Linked DNA regions of Mus musculus: all the other regions are linked to region 2. Evidence: chromatin loops called from intact Hi-C (ENCODE). Cell type or tissue: left cerebral cortex. All regions are shown on one strand.

The links. A loop is a pair of places that touch in the nucleus more often than their neighbours do. Peaks named below come from ENCODE experiments on the same cell type or tissue, not always from the same donor. Only the 100,000 strongest peaks of a DNase experiment are listed, where the experiment ranks them.
Region 1: a loop joins it to region 2, with 4 times the contacts of the local background. A loop is called at or near these places in 17 of 42 quality-filtered maps.
Region 3: it touches region 2 in a loop (7-fold over the local background); 9 of 42 quality-filtered maps call a loop at or near these places.
Region 4: it touches region 2 in a loop (2.2-fold over the local background); 5 of 42 quality-filtered maps call a loop at or near these places.
Region 5: a loop joins it to region 2, with 2.2 times the contacts of the local background. A loop is called at or near these places in 2 of 42 quality-filtered maps.

What each region holds. Positions count from the first base shown.
Region 1 is chr2:5,449,484-5,454,483 of GRCm38, forward strand. The region is part of intron 2 of Camk1d (calcium/calmodulin-dependent protein kinase ID); the gene reads right to left. Among named protein-coding and RNA genes, the nearest start is that of Gm36853, 30 kb to the right of the region's middle. In left cerebral cortex, a CTCF peak has its summit at 2,364 (motif pointing right); a DNase peak (open chromatin) is centred at 2,350.
Region 2 is chr2:5,712,785-5,717,784 of GRCm38, forward strand. It overlaps Camk1d (calcium/calmodulin-dependent protein kinase ID), which reads right to left and starts at 1,978. Exons shown (of 11, transcript NM_177343.4): 1 at 1,362-1,978. The coding sequence starts at 1,453. In left cerebral cortex, a CTCF peak has its summit at 2,077 (motif pointing right); DNase peaks (open chromatin) are centred at 755, 993, 1,709, 1,978 and 2 more places; H3K4me3 peaks cover 2,844 bases; H3K27ac peaks cover 2,848 bases.
Region 3 is chr2:5,768,121-5,773,120 of GRCm38, forward strand. No RefSeq gene overlaps it. Among named protein-coding and RNA genes, the nearest start is that of Gm29857, 43 kb to the left of the region's middle. In left cerebral cortex, a CTCF peak has its summit at 2,736 (motif pointing left); DNase peaks (open chromatin) are centred at 2,667, 3,002 and 3,249.
Region 4 is chr2:5,608,341-5,613,340 of GRCm38, forward strand. All of the region lies in intron 1 of Camk1d (calcium/calmodulin-dependent protein kinase ID), which reads right to left. Among named protein-coding and RNA genes, the nearest start is that of Camk1d, 100 kb to the right of the region's middle. In left cerebral cortex, no CTCF peak of the experiment used is centred here; DNase peaks (open chromatin) are centred at 2,434, 3,968 and 4,600; H3K27ac peaks cover 171 bases.
Region 5 is chr2:5,531,055-5,536,054 of GRCm38, forward strand. All of the region lies in intron 2 of Camk1d (calcium/calmodulin-dependent protein kinase ID), which reads right to left. Among named protein-coding and RNA genes, the nearest start is that of Gm36853, 51 kb to the left of the region's middle. In left cerebral cortex, no CTCF peak of the experiment used is centred here; DNase peaks (open chromatin) are centred at 3,005 and 4,531; H3K27ac peaks cover 2,122 bases.

The DNA.
Region 1 (5,000 bases), 260 kb before region 2:
TATACAGCCCTTGTTCACCCCAAATAAAATATATGCACAAGCTGTTTTGGGGAATATCTGTGAAGAGAGCTGTTTTCCGGAATACCATCTAGAAGCGCTGTAACACCAAAATCCTCAGAGAAGCCTACTTAAAACTTTAAATGGGAAAGTAGTATTCCACCAGAGAACCCCATCCAGATAACTGCCATTGGTCAACTGGCTTTGATTGCCATTTAAGTGCACTCTCCAGAGTACTATCACTGAGCTTATATTTTACCATTAATCCATGAGACAATCAGGGGACGGCTGGAATGACATTTCTATATGCTATAAGCCACGCAAGACTATTTAAAAGAGAAGCAGGGTGTTTGGGAGGATTCGTTCTTAGTAAAGCCGAGTTAGCCCTAGAAACCACTACAGTCTTTGTTAAATGACTTAATTTTCTGCTCCAGATTGGTACCCTGCATTGGAGTCCAGCTTCTTGCTCTGTAGATTTCAGACGCCCCCATTTTATGTTTACAGACTCTGACAATGTCTCTGGTATTGTCTTCCTAAACATCTCAACAGTGGTGCTGTTGTAAGCAGTGCAGTTTTCCCAGTCCCCTGGGACATGACAAGCCTAAAGTCACCATCGAACACATTTCATCCCTTTCCTTTGAGCCTATCTACCGAGCTGTTTGATTACACCATTTGTTGAGCATCAAGTGAGTGTCAAGACTGTACTAAGTCGAGTTGGTTTTCGTTGGGGCTGAGAATTGAACCTGCCATCCACTTAACACCATTAGATCCTAGGGATTTCTAAATACTTTATTTAAATTAACAACAACGTTACAGAGTAGGCATTATTTTCCTCCTTTAAAGAGGAAGACAAACATCTGGTGGTATAGTATTCAATTTGATCACAAGTCATAATTAGCATTGTTGGGATTTGGTCTAAGTTTATTCTTCTAACAAAGCCTGTTTTAAATCCATTTACATAATTTTTGTACTAACTTAGTGTGATGATTAGTTTTCGTCAATTTGATAAGTTGGTATCATTTGGGAAGGTAGAACCTCAATTGAAGAAATAAAAGTCTCCATTAGGTTGCCAGGAGGCAAGTCTATGGAGCATTTTCTTGCTTGATGAACACATTGGGAAGGATGAGCCCATTGCAGGCACGTCTACTGCCATTGCCTCTGCTTGTATGCCTGCCTCCAGGATCCTGCCGTGAGGTCCTTCCCTGACTTCCTTTCATGATGGGCTAAGTCAGGCTCCTTAGCCAAATAAACCCTTCCCTCTCCAAAGTCATGGTGTTTCATCACAGCAACAGAAAGCAAAGTAGGACATGAGGTTGGGGCCCCTTTGAGGGTTGCACCCCAGATATTATGCAAATCAGATATTATGATTCATTACAGAAGCAAAATGACAGTTAGAAAGTCTCAGTGAAAGAATGTTACGGTTGGGGGTCACCACAGCATGAGGAAGGGTCACAGCATTAAGGAGGTTAAAGGGTCACAGCATTAAGGAGATTGAGAAACACTGATAAGAGACTATAAATCTGGAGTTATCTGTATAAGATGATGACACCTAAACTTAAGGTGTCCACTTCGTCATTAAGAATGCAATACCCACCCCAAGGACTGAGAACCAGCTGTGCTCACAGGAGAAATACGTTCAGTCTCCACAGTCAAGCTCCGGACATTAGGCCTCCCTTCTCTTCCTGAACTCAAGCGGCAACAAGTTGCTAGGGTGTTACACTGCTTCACTTTATTAAGAGCTGTTTTTAAAATGTTCTTCATCAAACCCACTAACGTGTAGTGCATCAATATAGACCCCTAATGCTGCACACAGGGTTATGTACTGGGACTGGAGAGATGTTTCAGTGGTTACACTGCTCTTCCTGGGGACCTACATTCAGTTGCCAGCACCCACATGATGGCTCACAATCATTTGCAACTTTGGTTTCAGGTGATCCGATGACCTCTTCTGGCCTCTCTGGGCACCAGGCAAGCAAGTGGTGTACAGACATTATGTGCAGGCAAAGCACCCATACACATAATATAGAGTAAAATAAATCTGAAAAACAGGAATTCATACTACCCAGGGAAGCTGCACAAACTGCCAGAAGACTAGGATGGATCTCCACCCTGAGAGGCCAGGCATGTGGCTCAAACTTTCTAACTTGGTTTGCTGGTTTGTAAACACTGAAATATATGCTCTTCTTATTTTACGGCCTACTAACCCATTTTCATGTGTTTGTATCAAACATATGTGAGCATACAGATGTATCATAGGGTATGAGGAGGTTTTGTCTGTAACAACTATGTGAACAAATGTGTTAGTAGACAGTAAAATAAGAGCAAATATTTCAAAATTCAAATCTTCACATCTCTTCCCTTTGCTACCAGCAGATGGAGCCATAATCAATAGGACACTAAGGAGGGAGGCCTATGGTACCTAACATACTCAAAGGTAGTCTAAGTTTACAAGTCAATTTTGTCATAGATGCTTTTTACTGTTTATATAGTAAATAAAATGGGTTTACATTCCCCAGTTGTGAAATAAGTTTTCCTTTGAGTCACTAAAAGTGAATAAAGGGGACTGGAGCGATGGTTCGGTGGTTATGAGCACTGACTGTTCTAAAGGACCTGGGTTCAACTCCCAGCACCCACATGGGAGCTCACAACTGTCTGCAACTCCAACTCCAGGGAGTCCAGCACCCTCACACAGACAAGAAAGACACCAATTCACATCAAATAAAAACAAATAAATCTTTTTTTTTAAGGCGATAAAAAAAAGCTGGAATTGTGGCTCAGTTAGTGGAAGGCTTGCCTAGCACAAACAAGGCTCCAGGTCCAAGCAGGCTCTAATGAAACCAGGCATGATGACAAGTGCCTGTAACCTCAGCACAAGACGTTTCAGGACATCCTTGACTACATAGTGTGTCCAAGGCCAGCCAGGGCTATGGGAGACGCAACCTCAAATAAAAAGAAATAAAGACTAAAACTTCTTGTTCACAATTTATCATAGTTTCATAAGAGCATCTTAAACATCTTCAGGACAACACAGGCACCCGGGATGAGGACAGTGGCAGCTCTCTTACGTGATGTGGCAGACTGGAGCCAGTGCTGGCAGGTCCTCTGGGAGGGGCCCTGAAGCACGCACTCAGTCTCTATGTATTTGACCATGCTGTAGCTACATCACTGCTCAAGGTCTCAGGTTTCTTATCTTGAAATTACCTAGCTCAACAGGACACTCTTCAAGCTTCTTCCTAGTCCTTCCCGTCAATGAATCCAAAATGATAATGAAGCCAACTGCATTGAGAAATAAACAGACGAGACTTACGAAGCTTGACTGCAGGAGTCCAAGTTCCCCAGAACAGTCTTTACTACCCCCATGGGGCCTTGTTACAAACTCACACTTCACGGGCTCCTCTGCATGGTTAAGTTCATCAATCAGATGTGGGATTTACTGGACTTTGAAGTCATTCATACAAGAATGACCTGCTCCTCTTTCTATAATCAACCTCACATTGCCTGAACTCAGAAAAAATACTCAATAGTTTGCTTATGTATTTTATAAAATACTTTCCAGAAGAGGGCCTGGTTGTCTTTCATCCAAAGGAGAAATAATTTAGACCCGAGCGCGCGAGTGTGTGTGTGTGTGTGTGTGTGTGTGTGTGTCTGTGTGTATCTGTGTCTATATGTGTGTGTGTGTGTGTGTGTGTGTCTGTATGTGTGTGTCTGTGTGTGTGTCCAATGCTCAGCTCACAGAACTCAATGAAAGAATAGACAATTTATTCTGACATCCATAAAGCCTTACAGATCCTCATGGGCTGATGGGCTTACAAAATGTTGGAATATTTGACTGCCAATTGCTTTCTGCTTTCTATTACTACCCTTGGAAAACCAGCCGTGGGTCACAAGACCAATCCTATGTTAGACTTATCTGAGAAATTTTAAGATCTACGGAAACCTGACAGGGAATGCAGCTTTGCATGTACAAAGCCCTGGGCTTCATCAGCCAAACGTCACCCACCCATTCGCCCTCGATACCTAGTCCTGTTCCTGGACCTTTAAATTTACTTGCCCTGGGATGTGCCCTGTGCATGGTGATCTGTTTATTAAAACTACTCACCAAGCAGTGGCAACACATGCCTTTAATCCCAGTACCCGAGAGAGGCAGAGGGGCAGAGGGGCAGAGAGGCAGAGAGGCAGAGAGGCAGAGAGGCAGAGAGGCAGAGAGGCAGAGAGGCAGAGAGGCAGAGAGGCAGAGAGGCAGAGAGGCAGAGAGGCAGAGAGGCAGAGAGGCAGAGAGGCAGAGAGGCAGAGAGGCAGAGAGGCAGAGAGGCAGAGAGGCAGAGAGGCAGAGAGGCAGAGAGGCAGAGAGGCAGAGGCAGAGGCAGGTTTTACTCTGTGAGTTCAAGTCCAGCTTGGTCTACAGAGTAAGTTCCAGGGAAGCCAGGGTTGCACAGAGAAAATCTGTCTTAAAAAAACAAAACAAACAAAAAACCAAAAAACCTTCTCAAATGATCTAAGTGGACACAAACTGCTCAGTTGTTAAACAGTTGAGAAAGAATTTAGATGCTTAGGTGACTGGTGAGCCCTCAGGTTTAGTGGCCACTATAAAGTTATCCTAGGGGGATACATTTTCTTGACAACAGACCGTGTACTAACAGTAAGATTCTGGCTGTCCTGAGGAGAGTTTAGGGCCACACAGCCAGCCACACGGCCAGCCCGTTACTCCCCCTTAGGGGAGTGAGAAACATTGACAAGTTCCACCTGGTCACCTGCAACGCTTGTTTGTAATATTTCTTAGGCAAGCTTGGCAAGACTACTGCTTTGTGGTAGTATTGTTGCCTTTTTGGTACCTGTTTTGAAGAATAATATATGTGCCCAGGGCACTTGGACCCTGAGAACAGACACTTGGAGACTTGGAGGCCATTAAGGTGTTCAGTGTTCTTGGAAGAGAGGCAAACCCCTCAGGGGGGTTTATTAGCTCTGCTTGATGTGGGCATGGAGTATCCAAAGCACCTTCTAAG
Region 2 (5,000 bases):
GCTAAGAGCCCTCTTGTTTTATTTCCACAAAACAGCAAGTACGTGCACAGAGATGCCTTCCCTGGTGCCCAGCAGGCACAGCAGGGTGACCCTACTGAGAGCTTCAGCACACTGCACAGGTCTGTCCCAGGGATCTGGGAGCACAGCTGACAAGGCCACCCTCCGACTTGTCTCTGGGGGACACACTGCAGATGGGGTACAGGAGGGGTGGAGGGAAATAATTACCAATATTTAGCTGTGGGACTCTGCACTTCGAGCAGGCTTGAAAACTGAGGTCCTGGAAAAGCAAACCAAGCCCAGAAATAAGAAGGCCGAGAGGGCAGGAGGAGAGATAAGCGCCCAGAAACACAGATACACCCGGGAATCACCACCTCCTTTTCTCCGAGTCATCAGCACCCTCCTAAACCCCAGCAAAAGGTTCATTTTACGGAGCACGTGTGAGACTGTATCTTCATGTACAGATACCGATCAAAACCAGAAACCGATCAAGTGGTGGAAGAAAATAACTTGAACTTCAGACTCTTTCCGCGGCGCTGAATTCTTTCACAGCCCCTGTACCTATCTGAGGCGCTTCAAAACAAAACAAAGCCAACTCATGCGCAGGAAGGGAACTGCAGCTGTACTGAGTGGCACATGTTCAGAGCTCTGATGACACACACTTTTGATTATTTCTGCTTTCTGGAGATGTAACCATCAAGCATGAGCCCCGGAGAGAACCGCCCCTAAAGACTCACTGATCCTCCTCCCACCCGGACATGAACCCCAGCGCCGGGCATCTGACCCTATGGTGAGATGTACACACAGATGAAGCTCTGACCACATGTCACTCTGAATACTGCGAAATTCTTCCCTCCCATCATCCTGAGGCCAGCCAAAGTCTTGTCTACACCTAGTACGTGCATATGTCAATTCCATAGGAATATATGATGTAAGGGTAGGACCAAAAGCTGAATTTCCTCGTGACCACTTTCGTCGGCCCAGTGCGCCCATACACACGATGAGTAAGTGCACACAGCCAGCGATCAGCGAGATCCACCATGCTCAGCCCACAGTCACGCGTGGGGAGAAAATCAGTGGAGGGCGGTGGTGGCAAGGGAAAAGGAAAGTCGCCCGCCCGCGTGGGCTGTTCTCTGCGCGCCCTGCGCTCCCCTCCCCCGCCCAGGAGAGGTGTCAACCGTGGGCGCAGACCCACGCGGTGGACTCGCGGAGGGTCTCCATAAGAGCGGACTATGGGACAATGAGGACGCATCGACCAGCCAGTTTCTGCCGCGGTGGCGGTGGCGACGGTAGCAGCAGGAGCAGCCGACGCTGCTGCCGCCACCGATGCTACTTCCACCCGCTGGTCCCCAGCACCCACTTACGTTCCGAGGGTCTCCTTGAACTCGAAGATCTTCTTAATGTCTTCTGCTTGCTTTTTCCAGGAGGAGCTGCTCTCGCCGTTCTCCCGGGCCATGGCAGACTAATGCTGTAGGGCGGCCGAGGGTTGCGCTGGGGAAGGGGCGCCGGAGGCGCGGCGCGGGCTCCGGGGGATGCCCGGCGCCGGGATGCGGAGCGGGAGGATGCGGAGCGCAGGGAGGCTCGGGCTGCCGCAGAGCTTCCTCTTCGGCAGTTTCCTCTTTCGCCTTGGCTGCTGCCGCCGCGGTCCCTCCCTGGCTCTAATTTCTACTGCTCTCCGGCAAAGACTTCCTGCCTCTGCCGCCGCCTGCCAGCCTCACTTTCTGCTACTTTCTTGCCTGGCTCCTGCTCCCTCCCCGCCGCCCGCCCCACTCCCCCAGCCCGCCTCCTCCCGCGGGCTCCCCGCCCTCCCAGTGCACCCGGCAGCCTCCCCGCCTCCCGCGAGGCGGCCTTCGGGGATGTCCCGCTCCCCCTCCCCTCCCCAGGAGCTCCGTGCTTGGGCGCCGGGATGCAGCACTTGACCACGGAGCCACGCACGCTCCCAGGCCGTCCGCGCACCCTGGGTCCCCGGGCGAGGGCGGGTGGGAGAACCCAGCAGGTGCAGGGCGCCGGAACGCGCGGGGGAGCCCTAGCCTTTAGGGAGCTTTATTATGAAGTCAATGCTGGGGGCGCCCGGGCTTTCCCTCTTCGAGCAGGAGGGGGCGCCTCTGCTTGGCGCTCGGAAGCTCTCGGCAAGGTGGGGTTGCGCGGCTCACGGTTGCGGGGCGCCCAGGGCGGGGCGCCTTCGCATACCCAAGAGCCGGTGACCCAAGCCTGCTGTGCAGGAGGGCGGGTGGGGGCTTGTTGTCAAGGCAATGGGCGGCGGCCTGGATGGAGCCATCGGCAGGCGGGCGTTGACTCCTGGCCGCAGCTTTGCCCCAGCAGGCGCTCCCGGAGCTCGGCAGTCACCTCCGGACTCCGCTGCTGGAGCTAATTCGCATTGCACCAAAATCTGCTTCACGTCAGTTTTGGAGCAGCTAAAGGAAACCTCGGGATGTATCGGACAGGCACGCCCAAGACGAGCCAATCACCGCCTGGTGGTCCCTTCCGGAGTAAAACTCCAGGGGTTATTTGGCGGCCAAGTGATGGGTGGATGCGGGACATGGTGGCTGGCCTGGCCCAGAACTGGAGTGACTGGACTGACTAGTGTTTGAACCCTTCTGATTTCCTCTTTCTCACTTTACTCCTGATGCTCTGAGGCCGTGGCCAAATTACACCGATTCAATGGAAAGACGCCTCTCTCTAGCGCCTTCCCCCATCAGCATACCCCGCAAGTGGCTTACTTAGAAGGTTAAGGTAGAAGCAGAGATACATTTTCCTCAGGCCTCTGGTCTCCAGAGTGAACTTTGACCTGCCCACTCTCACCTGGTATTCACCTGTTAGAGGACAGTAGGCAGCGTTTCCAGTTGGTCCTTTGGTTCAACTGGCAGGGACTACTACCTCATGATAGGAAATGTTAAGTTTTCTTTGTAGCAAGACTTCCTCTCCCTTAGAGCTGTTCGGCTGAATTGAGTAAACAGCCCTGTCTCTTAACTGGGGACACCTGTCCCATTTTCCCAGGACTGTTCCAATTTGAGAGGGGGGAGGAGGAGGAGGTGTGAATCTGCTTTCAGAAAAAGAAATCCCCCCCCCCCAACACCTCCCCATTGGTTCAGACTGGCCAGAGGCTCTGCCTTGGAGCCCTTTGTGGACTCCCAAGGAGGTTAGAAGAAAAATCTACCTATCCCTAGATTCTCAGTGCTGTTTTCCACGTTTCTTTGGCCCTTAGTCCTAAGCTCTTGAAGCTGAGAACAGCAGAGAAGAGGGTTATAACCATTGGTTGTTTAGGAGTGTGACAACCGAGTCATATGATCATCATGTTAAGTGTATTTACACAGACCTGGATGCTGCACACACCCAGCCTGTGGGATACACACGCTCACGGGCTTGGAGGTTGGGGAGAAACAGCCTATTGCTCCTAGAGCCATAATGAACAAAACATGAAATTAAATCAAGCACAAGACAAAATGATGCAATCGAGAGGCACGGTAAATACAAGATACAAGAGGGTACTGCCGGCATAATATAGCAAACTGACTTACAGTCAAGTTTTCTTTCACAAGCAGAAGAAACATAATCTAAAAAAAAAAAAAAAAGTCCAACCCACTAAATAGATAATTCAGTAAGAGTCATTTACTATCAAGCATTGTCTACCTAAGGAATGATATCTACAGTATTTCTAGGCAAAGCACACCATCGTAGGTCTGTTTACATCACCAATACCACAGACCCATGAGTAATGGGTCACACTGATGTTATGACTGGCTAAGAGGTCACTGGGCCATAGGAATTTTGCAGCTCCATTATAATCTTATGGGATTAACGTCAGAATGTCATTATGCCCACATGACTGTGCTTGCTTTTACAAACCCAGAAGAAATCGTACAAACAATATCTGAGGGGTGGGGGTGGGGGTGGGGGAGAACTAAGGAACCTCTCTCCAAGATGGAGACATGCCCAAAGTCCAAAGCATACAGCACCCCTCCAGTAAGAGCTGTATACACTGTATCTTATTGCATAAAGCATGGGTCAACAGAACCCAGCGACACTGTCCTGTGCCCCTTCTGTATCGTTTCCTTTCTCCTTCTCCATCTCCCTCTCTTTCCGTTTGATCAAAGACAGGCAATTCCAATCTCATAAGAAAAGCAGAGATAAGGACCTGGGAGATGGTTCAGTAGGTAAAGTGCTTGTCTTGCACATGTGAGGACCTAAGTTTGATCCCCCCGAATCCAGGTGGTTTGGAGTATATTTTTTGTTTCTGTTTTTAGCAATAATAATAATAAGATAATAATAATAAACCAGCTGCGGTGACAAACACTTGTAATCCCAAGGCTAGGAAGGTGGAGATGAGAGAATTCTGGAACACAGTGCCCACCCAAACAGCCAGCCTAGCCTACTTGGTGAGTTCTAGGCCAGTAAGAGATCATTAAAAATACTACTAATAAAAAGTGAAGTGGATGGTCGATGAGAGTGGCAACTGAGGTTGTCCTTTCTCCTACATACACACACACACAGCCATGCCCGTTTCCTACCAAGCCACACAACGCTCCTTGAGAGCAAGCCCATGACATTCCCATTACTGCAGACATTTACACACTGTGGCTGGACGATAAAGGAATGTCGCCTGAATAAAGAAGCAGACCTCAGCCGACTCTCTGACACTTGCTGTGTGAGTAGCAACGCTGGGAAGGAGCTCGCTTTCTTGTCCAAACTCCATAATGATGTTGGTTCACTGATAAAAAGCTATTTCCATCTGGAGTAGGTTCTTGAGGGGGGTAAAATAGCTTTTTAATAGAGAGCTGGCAAATCACACCCAGAAGCACAGATCCAGTGGCCCGTAGAAAATGGGAATGCCAAAGACACATTCATTTGGACTGTATTATTTTCATTTCTCCCTCACCAGATGCCATGTAAAATAAACAAAAGCTCTTGTTCCTGGAAGGAGCAATTAAACATCAAGCCTTCTGTCCCTTAAGAAGGCATCTGGGGCTGGAGAGACGGCTCAGCAGTTAAGAGCACTGGCTGCT
Region 3 (5,000 bases), 55 kb after region 2:
CACTCTGCTCTGGGGAAATGCCCAGCTTAAGTAGAAAGGGGTGAAGAGACAGCCGAGGGAAACAGCCTGAAAGAAAAAACACAAAGTTTTAAAACTTAATTATGCTTCAAGACAATAAAATAATTTGTTCAAAATGTTTATGGGAAATGAGTTTGAATTTAGATTCTCTTCCCACTCAAATGATCAATAGCATGTGAAAGGGCAAAAAAGAACTGAGTTTTTCTACCCACGTGCCCACCATGAAGAGTTAGTCAAGAAACTACTTTGGCAAAACAAAAAAAGAATTGAAGAAAGGGAATGAAATATGGTCAAAGGAACAGTGTCAGTCAAATATGAACCAGAAGGGGAAGCCATTAGGCTGTGCAAGCAGAAAATTGTAGAACCAGAAGCCTGAACTTTTGTTTCACTAGGCTCATTTATATTTCAAGAAAGGCTCTTCTGGAAAAACTCACAGCTCTCTGAAGATATTTAGCTCCATTTAGCAGGGCCTTTGGTCCATCTCATCTTACTCCACAGTGTTGAATCCACTTACATGTAGCAGTGACACACACTGTGATTGACACCAGCAATTTTCAGAGCCCAGCCTGGTGCTTTGTCAAATGATCCATCTCTAGCCATCCCCTAGGGATTTCCTACCAATAAGAAAGGAAAATGGCTGAACTCAAAGATCTGAAGCATGTGCTATTTGTCAGAGGCAAAAATTGGGACATGAGACCAGACTGATAAGTAAAATTATATTTTTTTCAGAACCAAACAGGAAGAATATTTAAAATCAAGCCATTCTTGCCAATTCAAGATAAATGTAACCAATATTGTTCTGGGGTACCCGTGGAAGCATGACAAGATGAAAATCTGAGGTCCTCGGCCAGGGGTGATTTCCTTGTTGATGGACCCCTTCTGGTCCCAGAGACTCACCCTCCTCTTATCAGGGTGAGTACCCAGGGTGTTCCCACTGACTCACTCCATAAGTCCACATTCCTTACATATTTGTTTGATGGTTGCATATGACAGCCTGGATCAGGGCCAGATGGCTATGTAGAAAGCATCAAACCCAACCTCTTCTCTCTTATCCCTGGTGGTTTAGTTCTGGTCCCACACTGTCTGCCCTACTTAACCAACAAGTTCTGCAGCTGGAAAGCTTGGGAATTGTAATGCTAGTGTGATCTTCGGAGTAGAGGGGAGTGGCGGTGGATAGAGCATCTTACTAACATTTGTAGCTACTTATCAAAAGTGTTTCTGCTTACCTCCTGTAGCAGTCTGCTTAGAAAGGCCAGGCCAGATGCAGTGGCACACACCTGTAAACCCAGAACTTGGGAGGTCGAGGTGGAAGGATTAGGGGTTCAAAATCATCCTTGATTACATAGTGAGTTCATGAATTCAAAATAAACAAATAAACAAGGTCTGAAAAGTACAACATTCTATCTTGTTACAACCCCTGTGTTATTTTGATGTTTCTTATTGAGTAGGACCCTCAGCAACCATAGAGCTAACTGGTCTACCTCTTAATGAATTCTGAACATGACCCCTTAGAAGAACAACAATTCTAAGGATTTACACCCACAACATACACTCTTATACCCACCTTCTGTTTCCAGGGCTCCTGCCTGGAAACAACATCATCATTGGCCTTGGCCACAAGAATGCCCTGGTGTCAGATGAGAGATAAAGATAAGAGCTGCAGGCCTCCCTTCCCCCAGGACATTGTGTCATATTCAGGAAGTCCTAACCAGAGGCTGATAAGAGCTGGGCAGATTCACTTCCCCAGAGATAGTTTCATACCCAATGATGCTGGTTCTGGATCCAGAAAGACAGTAGAGCCTTGCCACATAGCAACAGGGATGTACTAGAGAGAGGTTTATTTCACTTTAAGGACACATGCCTCTCATTCCACTCTCACAACAAATATCAAAAAATGTGGTGGTTCAGGCCTTTGAGTGCAGCACTGAGGAGGCAGAAGTAGTTGACATCTGTGAGTTCAAGACCAGCTTGCTCTACAAAGAAGATTCCAGGACAGCCAGGGCTACACAGAGAAATCCTGTCTCGAAACCTCCCTCCACCCCAACAAAAAGAAAGAGAAAAGGAAAAAGTGGTTCTGTCCCAGAATTGAAAAATCTGTGACTGCTAGACTGGCTTAATTTCTGATTCATCTGCTAATCCAGGAACATCCAGTGATATGCTAACAGGCTTGTTGGGGTTTATGTAGCTAACATCACTTACCTTAGAGTTCAGAGTCAGCCTTCCTTACACAAATGAGTTATTACAGCTCCACTGAGTTTCCTAGTTATACTGCCAATCTCCCCATGTTTAATTAAGGAACAGCAGAAAAACTCCCAAATTCACCGTTAGTTGGGATGCAGTTACTATAACAAACACTTGAATTAAGGAAACCAAGGGTCTGAGGTTTAAATCAACAACTACAAAACACAACAGAGAGAGGACAGAGCACATGGCCCTCTTACTCCACTGGGACCTGGGGAGAAGATCCAGTGTCTTCAGTCACAAGCCAGGTGTCACTTTAGCTGCTGTTAATAGGAAAAATTTAGTTGGAAGGCACAGCATAGTTAAAGGATATAAGAGGAGAGTCTCCATCATTAAAAACTCATACAGTGATTCAGACTTTTGTCTCCATGGAAACAACATCATCAGCTCTGCCAAGTGTCTCCACTCCAAGTACAAGGACCTAAAAGTAGGGAAAGCCTTTCATTAACTAAGCCAGGCGCCATCTTGTGGTAAGTCTCTTAGCAACGTGGAAGAAGCCACAGACTAAATGTTTCCCAAAATTATCTGTAGTGGACAAAACATCCGGAGCTTTTCCTTCCAACTAAGAACTAAGAAAGAGCCCATAACACTCTTCCGGGGATCTAAGAGTTAGCAGTTGTGATTTCTTCACCCCAAAGTCAGCAATCTTTAGAAAAAAAGGAAGAAAATTTGAGGAAGTAACTCAGCAGTTTTACGAAAGATATTCTTTAAATGACAGTGTACACCCCTTTTATTGGAGAAGCTTCACCCAGCGAGTCAGGGCCTGGGCCCTGTTGCTCCGTTTCCTGTCTGGATGGTTTAAAGGGAAGAGTGTGTTCCACATGTGGTCATGGAAGGTTTTCACACAGCCCCGAAGGGAGCCTGAGCATGTGGATCCTGGTTCCTACTTATTTTGTTTTTCAGAAATTATTAACCAAGGTCATCCCTGTGGATCTTATGAGAACCAGCTGCAGGTGATCCACTCATGTAAGAAAACTTCCCATAACTGACTGCACCAGGGCGACCAGGATCGAAGCTAAGGAAGGTTCCACAGTGCTGTCAGTGGATATCAGTGTTAAGGGTTTGACAGAACACCACACTGGTTAGAGGTGGTGCTAAGCTCTGTATTTTGTGTGGTTACAATACCAACATGCTTGTAGAGAGTGTCATAGACCTAGGCAATGTTAGTATTTTATTACCTCACCCAGCCTCACAGCAGACAGACTCTCAAATTCACCATTAGTTGGGATGCAGTTGCCATAACAAACACCTGAAACCACCACTACCTTACAAAGAAAAGGCTTGGATCATAGATTTGATGTTCTTGTCCAGGACAATTGTGCCTATAGCTTTGGACCTCCAGTAAGGTACCACATCAAGGTGAAAGTGTGTGGTAGAGCTAAGTAACTCTCCCTAGGACTAGCACATAAGAGAGAGAAGCCAGGATTTCCCAGCCCCCTTCAAGGGCAGTAATCTAATGTTCTGAGGCATTGCACTAGGCCCAATCTCTTAAAGTTTCTGCCACCTCCCAATAGTGCCCAGTGGGGACCAGGATTCTATAAGCATGTCTAACCTGTAGGTCTGCACAAATTTAGAAATTTAGTTAAAGCATTAAGGGGTGTGTGTGTGTGTGTGTGTGTGTGTGTGTGTGTGTGTGTGTGAATGTGGAGGCCTGAGGAAAACCCGAACTGTCATTCTTCAGATGCCTTCCCCCTCTTGTTTGTTGAAACAGGCTTTCTCATTGGTTTGATAGACATCAAGTAGGTTATACTGACTGGGCACTGAGGCACAGGAATCCATCTTTCTCTGCCTCCCTGGTACACACCACTGTGTCCAGTTTGTGTGTGTGTGTGTGTGTTCCACATATTCTTTTATTTTTATTTCATTACATTTCATTTTTTACTTATTCACTTTACATCCCACTCACTGCCCCTCCCTCCCCATCACACCCTCCACAACCCATCCCCATCCCCTGTCCCCTTCTCCTCTGAGTGGGTGGGGTCCTCCTCAGGTGTCCCCCACCTTGCATGCCCAGTTTTTAAATGTAAATTTTGAGAGAGTGAACACAGACCCTCATGCTATTGATGCAAAGCATTTCTGCAGTTTTTCACCTCAGTCTCAAGACTTTTTGTAATTTTTTTTTTTTTGGTAATTTGCACTTTTTTTTCAAGCATGACCTTTGTAGATAATATTGTTACTTCATGCCTGCAACATACGAACCTTTTACAGTTTTGCAGAAGAACATTGACTAGCACAAGACTCACAGGCTTTTCCTTCCTGTTTGTATGAGGGGTGGACTTAAGGGACATTCACCAGACAAGCTATAGCATTGCAATAGAGAGCTTGCAAAATAACACAACTTCCCCACTAAAGCTTTGCAAGTCCTTCTTGTCCTTCACAGAGTCAAGTACATGGAAGATACTCAAAGGAGGTTTGAGGCTGTCTGGCAGTTGACGTATCTCATACTGATGAACAGAAGAAGCTAAGGTCCAGACCACAGTGTCATTGAATAATCACTTGCTTGGTTGTATTACAGAAAGTTTAATCAGAATTCTTATCCCAACTCCATGCATTCTGTTCTTCAGAGTAAGAGGTAACAATTGTCAACTACCCACTGACATGCACCCAATGTGAAGATGGCTTTGTAGAGCCCACAGGATGACAGAGGAAACAGAGCAAAGCTTTTGTATGATCCCAAATCAACTTCCAGGGAGAGATTCGGGGAGTACCTGAGAGTAAGTGATGTCTGGGTCAGGAGAGCA
Region 4 (5,000 bases), 100 kb before region 2:
GTGAGGGGTTGGGGGTGGGTAGAAGTATTGAGCAGAAGCAGGCTAACAGTATTGCTATGGGACTTTAGCATTTAACAACTAGCAATGGAGGGATGGCCACTCTGTGTCAGGCTGCCTGTAACCTGCTTCATATTAACTCAGTCAAGCTCAGCCACACTGTGAGGCACAGGCTTAGCAGGCATCCTCTTTACAGCTGAATTCCATACACAATGCCATAGGGTCTGCATTAGTTACTCATCTCATTGTCATGACAACTTAACTGACAAGAAGTAACTTAAGGGAGGGACAGTTTGTTCTGGCTCGATCACTGAGAGTGCAGTCCACCCTGGAGGGAAGCCATATGGGCAGGGCTCGGCAGCTGGTCCCATTAGCTACCCAGTCAAGAAGCAGAAGACATAAATGCTGTGCTCGGTTTGCTTGGCCTTTCCATGTAGACTAGGCCTCTAGCCTGTCGGATGGTGCTGCCCACATCTCCAGTAGGCCTTTCCACCTAATCTAGAAACTTCCTCACAGTTACACCTAGACGGTTGTCTTTTTGGTGATTCTAGCTCACTGGCCCCTAACCTTCCTAATGCAGTGACCCTTTAATATAGTTCCTCAGGCTCTGGTGACCGACCCCCAAACCACAGTTATTTTCACCGCTACTTCATAACTGTAATTTTGCTACTATTATGGATTATAATATAAATACCTGTGTTTTCTGATGGCCTAAGACAACCCCCATAAAAGAATCAAGTCATTCATGCCTACCCAACCCCCACCCCCATCCCCACCCCCATCCCCCATCCCCCAGCTCTGCCCCCACACTCTGCAGAGAGGTCATGACCTACACAGGTTGAGAATCAATGTTTCAGGGCCTATGAAATTGACAATATTAGTGGCGCAGAACTGACTAGACTTGGCCTCCAGACCAACTCTGGTGTTTTCGCCTTGCAGGCTGCCTGGCAGCACCTTCTGGTGTTTGTTCCATTGTTGTTTGGTCTATTTCATGACCGTCGGCCATTACACAACAGAAATGGCTATGCTGAGCCATAGAACAGAATATCCCACTCCCAGACATATAGCAACGGAATAAGCAAACTAGAATGGTGCAGCAACTCGAAGGGGACGATTAACATGGGCCCCTAAGTGGAGGGGGAAAGGTCACTAACCCTTCACCCCACATTCCAGCCACCACTTCCTCCTGCCCGGATCTGCACCATGCAATGCAGGGTGCTAAAATATATGGAGGTAGAACATTAGCTGGTGGTGGAGTCTTGAGGATCCAACCTTTGTGTTGTCTTCATCTGTCCTAGGCTAGGCCTCTTCAGTGACACAGCGCTTCTGAGTCAACCAACCCTCCTTGAACACTCAGCTCACTGTTTTCCTGGATTTGGATGGCATCACTTCCTTTGTCTGTCTTTGCCATGAGAGGAACGGACTTTTCTACATGTCCCCAGGAAAAGAAGTAGAATGGAATCACACATTGATAGACATGTGAGATCTATGTTTCTGTATGTGTGTTTATGCTACATGTGGGCATGGGCCCTGGAGGCCAGAAGAAGGAACTGGATCCACTGAGGCTGGAACAGTTGAAAGATGTAAGCCACCTGCTGTGGGCACTAGGAACTAAACTCAGATGCTCCGGAAGTTTAGAGTGCCTTCTTAGCCACTGAGTCACCTCTCCAGCCCCACACAGATACGTTTATACTATTGGTAAAACCACTTCTTCCAGTCCCCGCTCTCCATGTTAGATAATATTGGCATTTGCTAAATACCAAGGATAAACCTTCATCTTACTGAATCTTCAAAACTCTTTTAAGCCCAAGAGAATCTTTCTGGTGCCAGGGGGATTCATCAGCCAATTCCAGTTTCTGGGTACCTCTCCCCGGAGCTGGGCAAAGCAAGCTTTATCTTGCTTCAGGCTTGGCAACGATTGGAGAGGACTTAGGGAGAGCTTCAAAGTCAGCCCAATAAAATCAAACTCAAATACACATATAAAGTACAAATCAACCAAACTGTCTCTGCCACAGGCAACTCCCCAGTCTTGCTGCCTGGAAGGGAACGAGTCAGCGAATTATACAACTTGTAAAGAAATCAATAAAGCTGTTCAATTTTTTCATTAGAGGCTGTGAGAATAGAGGTAATGTATTTGATTTAAGCCATGTGGCTGGAAAGGCTTGCACAAATCAAACTTTTCCAAATAAAAGAGGGCAGCTGATCATTAAAAAGTTATCAAACTCCACTTTCTGCATAGGCTTACATTTTTACACGTGGACTTTTGTAAAGTGGGACCTCAGCGACTAGAAGTTTCTGACCCACTCTCTGAAACGCAAAGGCTAAACCATCAGTGACCCCAAACATTATCTCTCAAATTACTTACTGCCTTTTGAAAATCAGATCATGTAATAGAGTAGGTGGAGTCTTGGCTGGCCCCCAAAGCATGACTTTAGCAGATGGTTGTATTAGTCAGGGTTGCCCAGAGAAGCAGAAGGGAGATAGATGTGTTATAAGGAGCTAGCTCAAAGGAATATTAGAGACTAGCAAGCTCCAAGATCTACAGGGAATTCGATAAGCTAGGGACACAGGAGAGCCTTGGATAGAAGTTCTAGTGTAAAAGTAGACATCCAGACATGTAGGAAAAGCTGATGTCTTTGTCCTAGTTTGTGTCATGGATTGAAGGCCATCAAATAGGAAAAGCCCAGAAGCTAGCCTTTCTCTCCACTTAGGCCCACTGATGCGGTGAGACCATACATAACTGCCATAGTTAGCCTGTCAGTTCAGCTGCTCATCCCATTCCAAACTACACAGCCAAGTGTAGTGGTTCACCACCTCAAATCTTAAGACTCAGAAGGTTGAGACTGGAGGATCTGGAGTATGAGAGCAACCTAGACTTCAAACAAGAGACTGCCTCAAAAACAAAAAGAGGAGAGGGAAAGAAGGAGGAGGAGGAAAAGAAAAACCGCCTTATAGCCAGATTCCAGACTGCGAATAATAATTGACCAATTATGAGGCATCTAGTGATCCAGTGTAAAATTATCATCGTGACAATGATGGAGAGTTTCCACAAAGAATAACATAGGAGCAGAAGAAGAAACAGGAGACTCGGGAGTCTGATACCAGCCTGGGATATACAGAGAGACCCAAACAGTTAGGGATCACAATACATGTGGCCAGCTTAGGCACCAGCCTGGAGCCTGGAGCCTGGAGCCCGGAGCCCAGTCAGGGGATTCTGAGGTGGGACACCTGCCTCAGAATCCTGCCCTGCCTTTGTACAGTCTAGTAAGCCAGTGCCCCAAACAACACCAAAGATGGCCTGAACTTTGTCTTATGGAGAACACCATTCCATGAGACAGACTCATACACTGTATGAGGTATTAAGCCCTGGTTAATCTAAAGGACTGAAAATAGTACATCTTGGTATTTTTAGTATTTTTTTTTCCTACTGAGAGTTCAAACCTCCTCTTATCTGTGACCTTGTCTGGATTCATAGGCCCCTAACAAAGTTAACACTGTTGCCAGATAAAGAGGCTCTGTAGTTTTCAGCACTGTGCCCTGAGAGTCACAATTTGAGTCGTACCCAGGATTATCAAAGTGTTTACAGCCTTGACAGCTAGGGTCTGGATGCTCTGGAATATTAGGCCAGGTCTTCCCATGCCTTCAGCTAGGGACAGGTGGAGAGTAGTGCCATGTTTGCTACTAGAAAGACCTTGGCAATGAACTTGATATACACAGGCCTGACCACAACTATGTAACCTGCCTCTACATCCTTCACAACAGGGAAATGAAGGACCCTAAAACTAAGATAGTAGCCCCCATATCCTAGGTACCCCGGGAGCCTAGGGCCAGGTGTCACAGGGCAACTAACCAGAGAGGCAGCTACTTTCCCCAGTCCCCAGAATCCAGCACTGCGCACACACACACCCCTCACCTTCACTCATTGAAATAATCTGCTTCAGCCATATTTGCTAAAAATATCCTCTGCTTCTCTGTTACACTTACTAATACATTCTATTTCAGGCCTGTTTGCATTCTTGCTTAGAAATACCCGAATGAGGAGCAGAGAAAGCATCCAAAAGGGTTCTAACCATACTACCCCCACAGAAAGGCTCCTCTCTGGACCTCTGTGCTCAGCACACAAATCCCCAAAGCAAACCTTCCCACCCTGGGTGGTAACTGGCAACATGAAAAGGGGTTGGGAGTGTTCCCAAGGAGCCAGGAGGAGAAGTGGGGAAAGGCAGAGGCCAATCAGGACAGAGGTTTCGGCCAGGGAGTCCCCCCCCCTTGACCCCTCACCCCAGCTTCCTCCTCTTCCTCACACCTGCCCTGCACAGGCTCAGGCCAAGGCCAGCAGCGAACTGCTACAGCCCTGATGTGTGACAGCTCAAGCTGGAGGCCACTGAGAGAACCAAGCAGCCCTGAAGATGATTTCTACACCAGGAACTGGAAGTGGAGGAAGCGGGCAGAGGGATGGGGGGTGGAGGGGGGGTCTTAGTGCCCTCACTCAAACACTCAAGGGTCTCACAGAACACTCAACCTCCATTAAGCTAATTTCCCTGCCTGGCTTCCAGAAGCCATCTTGGAGGATTGAGTTGGCTCAGCAGCCCTGACTGCTGGATTTTCCAAGAACATTGGCTCTTTCCTATAATTACAGGGAGGATAATGACGGCGCTCTATCTCCGCTCTCTGCTCTCCTGCAAGGAAGGAGGTGGAAGGATTGCTTATTAGGTGCCCACTTTTCAAAGCCCTAATTCACACTTCCTGTTCAGTCCCAGGTTCTCCTATCATTGACTTGACCGTAAGCCACACATGTCCCTTTCTCTGAGGTGAGACACAAAGGGAGCTGGTATCTGGATCGTTAGGGGTGGCTGCAGAGAAGGCACAGAGGAAGGGACCCAAAATGAGGGATCCTGTGCGAGGGCCCAGAACCAGGAAGGCTACCAGAGTGAAGCAAGAATTTGGAGCCCAGCTGCCGCAGCCTTTTTCCTTTCAGCAAAGCTCGGGAGTGATAGATATGCATG
Region 5 (5,000 bases), 180 kb before region 2:
TCCTAAAACAGAGCCACTAGCTTGGAACTAGGATGTTCAAACATCTGGGCCAGTGGTGAGCACTGAGAACCAGACCATAGCACGCAGAATATGGGCTCTGTCCAAAGCCCAGTGAGGTTTTAAGGATTGAACTTTTCCTCCACTGGGAATCATTGGGTTTCTTATTGATGAAAAATTGCCCTGAGTAAGAAAAATCACAAAAGGAAAATCACAAAAGAAGGCACTAATGCCATTAGTTAGCGCTAGTTCTCCTTGAGAAAAAGCACCAAGGGAGTTGTAGGCCCCTTTAAGGGACTCGGGTCACTCGTTGAACAAGATTTATTGATGAGGAATATGGGAATGGATACCAAAAAGAGGATCTGGTCTCTGCCTTGAAGGGGTATGGATAACAACAGACATGATAGAGCAAAAGGCTGCCAGAGTGGAAACAGGATCTAATACAACAGAAAGAAGTGTCTACGGGCCACTCAGAAGAGCTTCCTGATTGAGCAACACTGGGAATGCTTTTGAATGATGGCTTTGAGACAGAAAACCTTGAGAGCAGAAAAGAAGGTTTCTATTGTTATTATTTGACCAAGTAGAAAGATGTAACTACGTCATGAAAGGTCATCAGGAAACAGGTTGATATGGAGATAGGAAGACTCAAGAATGATGAGTTAGGGCCAGGCGGATGCCTGTCACACAAGTCTGACTGCCTAATTTTGGCCTATATAATGACCCATATAAACGTGGCAGGACAGAGAAAATGAACTCTACAATCCCATCCTTATTTCTTCGCCCACCAGTTTTAAATTGCCTCTTCTAGCTCTTCCTGCTTTTCAGTGCTTCAGATATTCTGAGCAGTACAGTTCCAGAGACCTGCTCTCAAGCCAATCTCAGTACTTCAACTCCTGCAGAGTTGTCCTCTGACCTTCAAACACACATGTAGGCATGTGGGCATACCCATACATGATAATAATGAAAAGTGAAATTTACTTTTAAAAGAATTACTAATTAAATAAACAGATTACATCCAATAGGTAATGAACAGTAAGTCTTTAATTAAGAAAGCAAAGTAATTCAAGACTTTTGCAAGATTAGTTGACTTGAGTAACACGATATACCAGAAGACAAAGGATTACAATTTTTATTTTAAATGTTTCCCAAAGGCTGTGTATTAAACACTTGGTCACCAGTCTGTAGTGAGGTTGAGAAGTGGAAGAAACTAAGCAGTGGGGCCAATGGAAAAAGATGAGGTAGCTGGGGCAACTCACAAAAGGAATACTACAGAGAGTCGGAGTGCATGTGTTGCCCTCCCCCACCAAGTCATGATCTTTTATCACAGCAACAAAGAAGTAACTAATAAAGACAATATATCCCCCCAAATATCTGTGCTTTGGATTCAGTTAAGTCACATATTCTGTGTGACTTAAAGCTGGAAGTCTTAAAGGGAAGCAAGATTTACACATAGGAAGAGCAAGCTTCAACCATCCCAAAGCCTGGGGGCAAAGAATAGACTTTTGGATCTAGGGCTAGGTGTAACTTGAGATGCTATCAGACTTAAATGGGCTTACAAGCCTGCAAGGACCCCTAGACAGATACCTGTGGATGTGTTAGACTGTCCCTGGCTTGATCAAAGTGCTGAGTCATATGAGGTTGACTTCATGGTACTGAATCTAAGTGGCCTTTACCTCATTCAACTGCCTCAGACTGATAGAGAGTGATAATCACCTTCTATGGTATTCTGAGAAGCCAACAAATATATAAATGAATCTTGAATTGGTTCTGGGGACCCTCTCTTTGTACCTTCCCCTTGGACTGGCTTTGAAGACTGTCTCAGGTTACTAGCAGCGATGTGGCCTTGTTTCTGTTGTCTATTCTGAGACTATATTAAAAGATAGATGACATATAAACATGTTGACTGGCTGCACCGCACAAGTTCAAGTCAAACACCAGCATACATACATCTACAAAGCTTGAGAAATACAGGCAGGTCTATGTTTTGAGAACAATGGCCTACATCAGGGTTCACAACCTTTCTAATGCTGTGACCCTTTAATATAGTCCCTCATGTTGTGGTGACCCCCAATGATAAAATTATTTCTGTTGCTACTTCATAACTGCAATTTTGCTACTGGTATGAATTATAAAGTAAATATCTGTGTTTACTGATGGTCTTAGGGGATATCTATGAGGGTCATCTGACCCCTAAAGGGGTTTTGACCCATAGGTTGCAAACCACTGGTCTGTAACCTATAGTGACAATAAGTTTTACTAATAAAATACCACTTAGGTAAAAATTCTAACATTGGTACATGTATTATAAATCATAACAGAAATACTACTGCCCTAGAATATCATGTTCAATTAAAATGATATAACATTAAGGCTTTATCAAGATAGAGCAAGGAAACAACATTGACTTCATTTTATCAAAGAATAATACCAATAGCATTCTTTTTATTTTAGTAGAAAATCTTATGGATGACAGTATTTGAAGTGACCAGAGGAATGCTTGAACACACCATCCATTTCATCCTGGTCAAATGGATGATGGTGAGCTATGAGCAGAAATTCCAGCCCTCCAATTCTCTTGCATGCTTGCAGTATATTTTTTGGCACTATCTTCAACCTATGGTTCCTTTCAGAAAGCATGAATTTGGTCCATTTTGTAAAGATTACTTTGGGTAAAATTAGATCCCATACTCCACATTTATGCTTGCCTGGCCACATGCAAACTGCTTATGTCCTTTCCTGCACAGGCAGGTCAGCAAGGATACATCTCTGTAGGGCTCTTTCCCTACAGAGACTCCCAGACCCGTGATTGTCTTCTCAACAGATCAACCATCAATCTCAAATGGTATCATTGAGTCTCAACTTCTTTCTTACTCTTAAGAACAAATTTATAAGTGTGAGTTCTAGCATGTTCTCTCTGCCTCCCACTGAGCCTTCTTGTCTACCCACTCTGGAAACCACTGCTTCAGCAAGACGTCAGGGCTGGAGACACAGCCTGAGAAGTGCTCTGGATTAAAGAGATGAAATGAGGAAACCTCCACAGATGGCCCTGTGGAAAGCAAAGCCGACTGGTGTTGAATTTTAAAAAATGTCCCCAGCTGGGAAACAGAAGGAAGAAAGAAGTCAGCAGATGGAAAGACAAACAGGAATGCAAATGTACTTAGGGTCACAATAAGGGGCCTGGGAGTTTTAAGAAGTAAGTTGGTTAAGTGTTGATCAACAGGCTCTGATGTTTTAGAAGAGCTAAGGAGACCCTACACTATGAAAAGACCACAATGTTTGGTGACTCAAAACTAATTCAATTTTGTAATTGCATTTTTAGGATACAGTTTCAGTACTATATTTGAGAAGAAGCCAGGATGTAGGGGGATTTGTGGGTGAGTTTATACTGAGGAAGATGAGCTGTAGATGTAGAAATGATTTCAAGAACTTTGGAGGTAAAAGAAGACAAAAGAGAGAACAACAAAAAGCAGTAGATAGATAGAGGGAGAAGATCTTCTAATGAGTTTCTAAAACCACCTGCAATCCCTGGTATAAAACAACCTTACTCTAGGAATCGGGGTTTCAGAAGCTGAATCTCCAACAGTGCCAGGCAGAGCGAGTGTGTGCTTCACTTGACCTGACCTTCACTTGACCTTCACTTGACCTTCACTTGACCTTCTGCATCCAGAACACAGACACTGGGAGATGGCTCAGCCAATAAAGAACTTTCTTCGAAAGAGTAAGGACCGAACATTTAACTCCCAGGATCTATATTCTAAATGCATGTTGGTACATGCTTGTAGTCCCAGCATTAAGGAGGTGGAGACAGAAGGTTCCCAAAGTTCACTGGCCAGCCTTCTCCAGTGAGACCCAGTCTCTCTCTTTCTCTCTCTCTAGAGAGAGGGAGGAGGGAGGGAGCACATGCATGCATACATGGCCACATACACCTGTGCATCCCATCCCAACACACATGAAAACACACATATGGGCCGGATTATAATTTAAAAATGGGCCTGGATTTCTGTCTGTACTACATCTGTGCACTACTGGCTAGAACATGCCTACATAATATTCATTCCCTCATCTATGTCTGATGATTAAAAAGAGCAATCCCAGGTGTTCTCTCTTTCCTACTCTGTGGGTATGTCCACCTATTCCAGCCAGCTGACACTCAAGGACATTACCAAGCATGTCTAGTATAGAAATAGCTCTTGCACACACATACACATACACACACACACACACACACACACACACACAGAGTGTGGTGGGGGGAGAAGATAGGCAATAGAAACAAGGTCAGGAGGCCTTGTTTCTATTGCAGGGCTGGAGACCTTGCCATCTGACTGCTTTCAGGCCTCGCCTCATCTCTCTCAGGCCTATGTCTGTGTCATTTTAATTAATTCTGCCTTCAGACATCCCACTGAAAGGGAAGAAACGACCAAATGACCAGTGCCATGTGATGATGCACTTTTCTTCATTTCTGTATTTCCATTAGTGCTGCCAACACAGCTCCACTTATTCAGACTTGAAAACTCACTCCTCTCATCCTAAAATAGTACCACCGACTGGAGAAACACGTTTTCAAGCATAACCTGGTGGGGGGCCTTTCACAGTCAAACTGTAATACCTCCCTAACTAACCTCTATCCTACACTCTATCTTGAGAACCATTCTTGAACTTCCCAGCATTACTTCATGCAAAAAATCTTCAGTGTTTCGCCCTCACTGGCTACCAAGTAAAGGATTAAGACCCTAAGTCTTCAGAGGCCCCTCTGGCCAATGACGCTAGCGGTCTCCTCCTCTGTGCTCGCACGTTCTCAGACATAGCCCACACTTCAACCCTTTTGCTCGAATACCTGTTCTGGCTGCTCTAACCACTGAGCACTTCCTGTGACTCCTCACATGCAAAGCCTTCCCATGCCACCTTCTCCGAGTTTACTGAATACTTCTTTCCCCAGGCCCTTCCACTTTCCTATGAGACCTTGAGTTTCTTTGGTTTTAAAGCTCCCCTGTCTCAAATCT